2 separate regions of the Homo sapiens genome follow, and region 2 is linked to region 1. A link is a loop called in an ENCODE intact Hi-C map of the cell type or tissue named here. Cell type or tissue: gastrocnemius medialis. All regions are shown on one strand. Links, peaks and the distances in the headings refer to the core of each region. The heading gives the core; the rest is flanking DNA. Region 1 has its middle 150 kb from the start of TENT5C. Region 2 overlaps TENT5C (terminal nucleotidyltransferase 5C).

Region 1 (2,915 bases), core at 143-2,642:
AGCTACCGTATATTTCCACACTGGAGGGAATAGTATATTATCCACATGTGCCTCCACCCCAAGACCAGGGCCCAGCAGGATGAGGGGGACCTCACTGTCTCGAGAAGCCGCACCTAAACCAGTGCCCCTTCCAGAAGAGAAGAGGGTGTGAGTTCCGGGCAGGAGCCACAACCTAAGTTTCTAGCTAAGATATGCAAACAGATAAGTGTCTAGGGGAAAATTCTTATTCCTATTTTATAGGCTCACAATTCAACAAACATTTCCTGGGTTTCTTCCATGCTAGGAGTAAAGCTAAGGAATGGAGTCATAAAAGTGAATATGCCACAGTGTTTTTCCTGAAGGATCTCATAGAGAAACAAATAAGCAAGCAATCACTTTTGGCACAGTGTGGTGAGTGCAATGATTGAGATGTGTGCCGGAGGCTTCATGTGCGAGTGAACCTGGCTGGGGGTGGGGACAGAGACAGGGAAGAATTCCTGGAGAAGGGTCTGCCTGAGTTGTGTCCTGTTGGACCAGAAGGAATTAGTCAAGCACAGTGGGGAGGAAAGCATTCCAGGTACAGGGAACAGCATGTGATAAAAGAAACATGTATAAGGAAGAGCATTTGGCACTTTTCTGGAACTATAAATAGATTAGTATGCCTCGTGCCATCAGAGTGAAGAAGGGAAGAGTGGAGATGAGGCTGGAGAGGAAGGCAGCCCACTCACGATGAAGGGATTAGATTGTTGGAGTCAGCAAATGTTTTCTGTAAAGGGGCAAATAATACATATTTTAGGTTTCTTGAGTCATATCCTCTCTGTCGCAACTACTCAACTCTGCTACTATAGCACGAAAGTAACCATAGCAGATATGTAAATCAGTGAACATGTCTACATTCCAGTAAAACTTTATTTACAAAAACAGGTGTAGAGCTGGATTGGCCCGTGGGCTGTAGTCTGCAGACTCCTGCTGTAAATCACAATTATCCAGAAACAAGCTAACCAACTCATTCCATTTGGCCCAGGACTTCTCCAGTTTTAGCACTGAAAGCCCCAAGTCCTGGAAAACACCTCAGTCCCAGGTACACTGGGACAGTTGGTCGCCTAGGAAGCTTGTTAAAAATGCGAATTCCTGAGCGGACTCCTGGCTCAATTAATCAAAATCCACTGGAGTCGGGAGAGCTACAGGTGATGGGGCGCCATCTATGGGCAAGAGAGTGATAAAATCAGATTTGTACCTCAAGTGGTTTGCTCTCGAGGAAGGAACACATTCCCCAATATCCCTACTCTTGATGGCAGGAGAAAATGGTCAATGTGTCTCTTTAAGAGGATAGAGTCAGCTGGCTAGCAGCACCGGGGCTGAGGCTGGGCATTAACTGGTTTGTGCAAATGGTTTTTCTCTAAGTAATCACTGTCCACTAAGGATAGAGGAGAGTCCACAGAATCCAACGGTCAGGGCCCTTGGATAGACCATAGGAGGGGAGAAACCAGAAGAGCCTCTCTCTGTGTTCCCCTAGAGCCAGAGCTCATCATGCCAGTGGGAGCCTCACTGTTTGTCTAGAGCAGCTGCACCGAAACCAGTGCCCCTTCCAGAAGTGAAGAGGGGAGTGAGTCCTGGACTAGAGTTGCAAGCCACATTTCCAGCTAAGGTACATGGACAGATAAAGAAAAATAAACAGAGGGGAAGATAAACTTTTGGCCCCAGATGTCCATTTTTGGAAGGTTTTCATGGTCAGCTCTTATCAGCAATAGCTCTAAAAAGCCAGGTCTGAAATTTTCCTTTCTGAAGCAACAGGTGTTTTATTTCTGTTCAGAAATGGCAACTGTTTGGCTTGGGCAAACAAAGAGTTTGCACTAAAAGGACTAATAGTACTCTCTTTACTTTTCTTAATCAGCCCCTTTTGAATTTAACTTCACAGCCATGGCGAATTTTCCACTTTAATTACAAATAGTGCTTCCTATCTTCTGGACTGCTCCTTTCTAAAACAGGTGGCTCTTATTCTAAGAACGTTGATATATGAAAGCCTATGCTCACATTGCAGATAATTTGAATTACATAAAAATTCTTAACATCTGAAATAGGTTCTCTCTTATACATTGCAGAGCTTGTTTGTGGACCATTAAGCCCATTAACAATTTGGCCAGCATTCTCTAGCTATTGCCAAATGAAGAACAATCAGAGATGAAGATAAAATATATTTTAAGTCAATGGAAAAATAAGTAGCTTTTTTTCTGGTATTAGGCAGCAGAGCTTGGTGGTTAAATGAAATGGCTCTTGAGTCAAACTGCCTCAGTTGGAATCCTTGATTTACTTCTCACTTGATGTGTGACTTTGGGCACATTAATTCATTTCTCCAAGCTTAATTTTCCTCGTCTGTGAAATAGGAATACTAGTAATACTTCCCTATTGGGTTGTCACGTAGATTAAATAAGGTAATACATGTAAAGTATGTAGCACAGAAAGCATATAATAAATGTTAGTTGTTAATATTACTCATATTAGGCAAATCATTTTACCTGTACGGGCTATGCTTTCTCATTAATGAAATGACAGAGTTGACCTCTAAAGTCTGTTAGTTACCAATTCTCCAGTTCATGTAGAAAAATAAAAAAGGCAGAGAAGAGCTATGTGGATACAGAAACATCACTCCCCAGGACAGCCCTATGAAAAGTGGCCTGGGGCAGGGGGTGGGGAGGGGGGGGCACCGACTGACACAGGGATAGAATATTTATTTGATAATAAAGTGAGGCGAAAACAGGAGAGATGTTGTGGGAATAGTCTATATGCTGCCTAGACAGAAAGAAGGACATAGATGATATTTTCCTGGTCTATACACAGAAGCTCGCTCCAAAGCTAAGACACTGGACATGAGGTATGTGTTCTAAATTCTTTGCTGGACATTTAATTCTGCTAAAAGGAGAGCATCTGATAAGTTT
Region 2 (2,915 bases), core at 293-2,792, 130 kb before region 1:
CCCAGGAGAATGCATGCCGATGTGTATTCAAACACAGCAGCTTCCAAACAATGAAACTGCAGAAGTCATTGGGATGGGTTTTATGTGGGTCTAGCAAGTCAGAAAGGCGGAGGGGGTGGGAAAACTGTTTACAGTGAAATCTGAGGACAGCGCCTTGACACTTTGTTCTGGGTTTTACATCCATCTAGCAAATATTCGACTCGTGGCTCTACAGGCACCTTGACATTTTAATATATGAGTATTTGTTTTTATATATTAGGATTTCCAGGGATCCATTGTGTTTTATTTTTTGGTAAGTATAACATAGCTGAAAATTACTTGGGAAACTTTGTGGTCCTAGCAGATGAAGTGGTGTTTTTCTCCTAGTACTCATTGCCAACTTTATTCTCCTCGGGTAGCTTTAAGGTACTATTGTTTTCCAAGTACACTTGAAGGCGCACACTGCCCGGGGGAAGTTGGCCATGTCCTGTGTTGGGCATCCTTGCTAGGAAGAGTGGTTCCACTACATAGGTGACCTAACTTTTTGTTGACTCGAAATTTTGTCATAAAAACCACTCCTTGGTTCTACCCTAGATGACAAGTACTTGTTAGGATAGACTTCTCCTATAAATGAAAGGAACATGGGAATTTTGCTAAGGGAATATACTTTATTCTAGTAGAAGGGGATGGATTCCCACTTATTGGTGAGATTGTAGCCCAAAGTTGAGAATCCATCTACTTGTGGAGTGAAGGAAGTCGTGTGTGTGTGTGTGTGTGTGTGTGTGTGTGTGTGTCTGTGTCTGTGTGTGTTGTATATTCTGTGTATGAATGTTGTAGCCTAGACGAATGTAGACATTCTCTTTTTCACTATAAGACACCTTCAGCCTAGGTGTCAACCAGGTCGAGATGTGGTTAGGGAGCCAGAAAGCTGGAGGAGTAACTAATTCTACTGCGGTCCTATATGGTTTGCTCACATTCTGTTTTCAGAACATTTGAAACACACTCCGTTTCAGCACACTCCACCCTTACCCAGAAAAAACAAAACAAAACTATGAAATAATCTAAAGTAATAGAGAATGAGTTTGTGTGTTTTTGTCCTTCTCTGCAGTGTCACTGTTTTTTACATATTTAACTCATTGAGTCCTCATGGCAACACTGAGCAGTAAGTGCTATTTATCACCATTTTACAGGAAGATGTTCAGAGATTAAACAGTGTGAGTTCCTCGAGCTGCTTTGCCATGTAGAAGTGAATCCTAACTCTGCTTCTCACCCCTCACTTTCAGTTTCCCCAGCCAGAACATCCCCTGAAGATGGCAGAGGAGAGCAGCTGTACCAGGGATTGCATGTCCTTCAGCGTGCTCAACTGGGATCAGGTTAGCCGGCTGCATGAGGTCCTCACTGAAGTTGTACCTATCCACGGACGAGGCAACTTTCCAACCTTGGAGATAACTCTGAAGGACATCGTCCAGACCGTCCGCAGTCGGCTGGAGGAGGCAGGCATCAAAGTGCACGACGTCCGGCTGAATGGCTCCGCAGCTGGCCACGTTTTGGTCAAAGACAATGGCTTGGGCTGCAAAGACCTGGACCTAATCTTCCATGTGGCTCTTCCAACAGAGGCAGAATTTCAGCTGGTTAGAGATGTGGTTCTGTGTTCCCTTCTGAACTTCCTGCCAGAGGGTGTGAACAAGCTCAAAATCAGTCCAGTCACTCTGAAGGAGGCATATGTGCAGAAGCTAGTGAAGGTTTGCACGGACACTGACCGCTGGAGCCTGATCTCCCTCTCCAACAAGAACGGGAAGAACGTGGAGCTGAAGTTTGTCGACTCCATTCGGCGTCAGTTTGAGTTCAGTGTGGACTCTTTCCAAATCATCCTGGATTCTTTGCTTTTCTTCTATGACTGTTCCAATAATCCCATCTCTGAGCACTTCCACCCCACCGTGATTGGGGAGAGCATGTACGGGGACTTTGAGGAAGCTTTTGACCATCTGCAGAACAGACTGATCGCCACCAAGAACCCAGAAGAAATCAGAGGCGGGGGACTTCTCAAGTACAGCAACCTTCTTGTGCGGGACTTCAGGCCCACAGACCAGGAAGAAATCAAAACTCTAGAGCGCTACATGTGCTCCAGGTTCTTCATCGACTTCCCGGACATCCTTGAACAGCAGAGGAAGTTGGAGACTTACCTTCAAAACCACTTCGCTGAAGAAGAGAGAAGCAAGTACGACTACCTCATGATCCTTCGCAGGGTGGTGAACGAGAGCACCGTGTGTCTCATGGGGCATGAACGCAGGCAGACTCTGAACCTCATCTCCCTCCTGGCCTTGCGTGTGCTGGCGGAACAAAACATCATCCCCAGTGCCACCAACGTCACCTGTTACTACCAGCCGGCCCCTTACGTCAGTGATGGCAACTTCAGCAACTACTACGTTGCCCATCCTCCAGTCACCTACAGCCAGCCTTACCCTACCTGGCTGCCCTGTAACTAACCTTGAGACCTGAGGGTTTCCACAGTGGGAACCCCAATAGGGCTAGGGCTCTCAGGTAGGGGAGCCTCCTTCTAGATGTAGGCATTTGGCTTTTAAAGGGGAACTCAGCTCTGATTCTGCTTTTTTTTTTTTTTTTCCTTTGTGTACCCATTGGAATGGGTCTACAGTGTATCATGAGCCAACCCTCAAAGGACCCGTATTACAGTGCCACGTTGGAAAACGCTACAGGAAGCATGACCTATCCACATCTTTCCAAGATAGACACTAACATGTCATGTCCCAAACATTAGCACGTGGGGGTTGAGCTCTGTGCAGTAATCGAGATTGGGAGAATTTGGGCAGCGCGTGAGAAGTGCTAAGCTACTTGTTTTCTCACTTGAGCCCGGGTAGGCTGTGTTGGCCCTCACTTGGGATTCTCAGCAGTTACATGAAAGTTGTGCTGATAATCTC

What was found. A loop is a pair of places that touch in the nucleus more often than their neighbours do. Peaks named below come from ENCODE experiments on the same cell type or tissue, not always from the same donor. Only the 100,000 strongest peaks of a DNase experiment are listed, where the experiment ranks them.
Region 2: it touches region 1 in a loop (6-fold over the local background); 8 of 110 quality-filtered maps call a loop at or near these places.

Annotation. Positions count from the first base shown.
Region 1 is chr1:117,753,091-117,756,005 of GRCh38, forward strand. No RefSeq gene overlaps it. Among named protein-coding and RNA genes, the nearest start is that of TENT5C, 150 kb to the left of the region's middle. In gastrocnemius medialis, for the core only: a CTCF peak has its summit at 1,176 (motif pointing left); a DNase peak (open chromatin) is centred at 1,166; H3K4me3 peaks cover 371 bases; H3K27ac peaks cover 904 bases.
Region 2 is chr1:117,621,580-117,624,494 of GRCh38, forward strand. TENT5C (terminal nucleotidyltransferase 5C) reads left to right here. Exons shown (of 2, transcript NM_017709.4): 2 at 1,263-2,915. The coding sequence starts at 1,290. The coding sequence ends at 2,465. Among named protein-coding and RNA genes, the nearest start is that of TENT5C, 17 kb to the left of the region's middle. In gastrocnemius medialis, for the core only: a CTCF peak has its summit at 1,287 (motif pointing right); a DNase peak (open chromatin) is centred at 1,352; H3K27ac peaks cover 2,273 bases.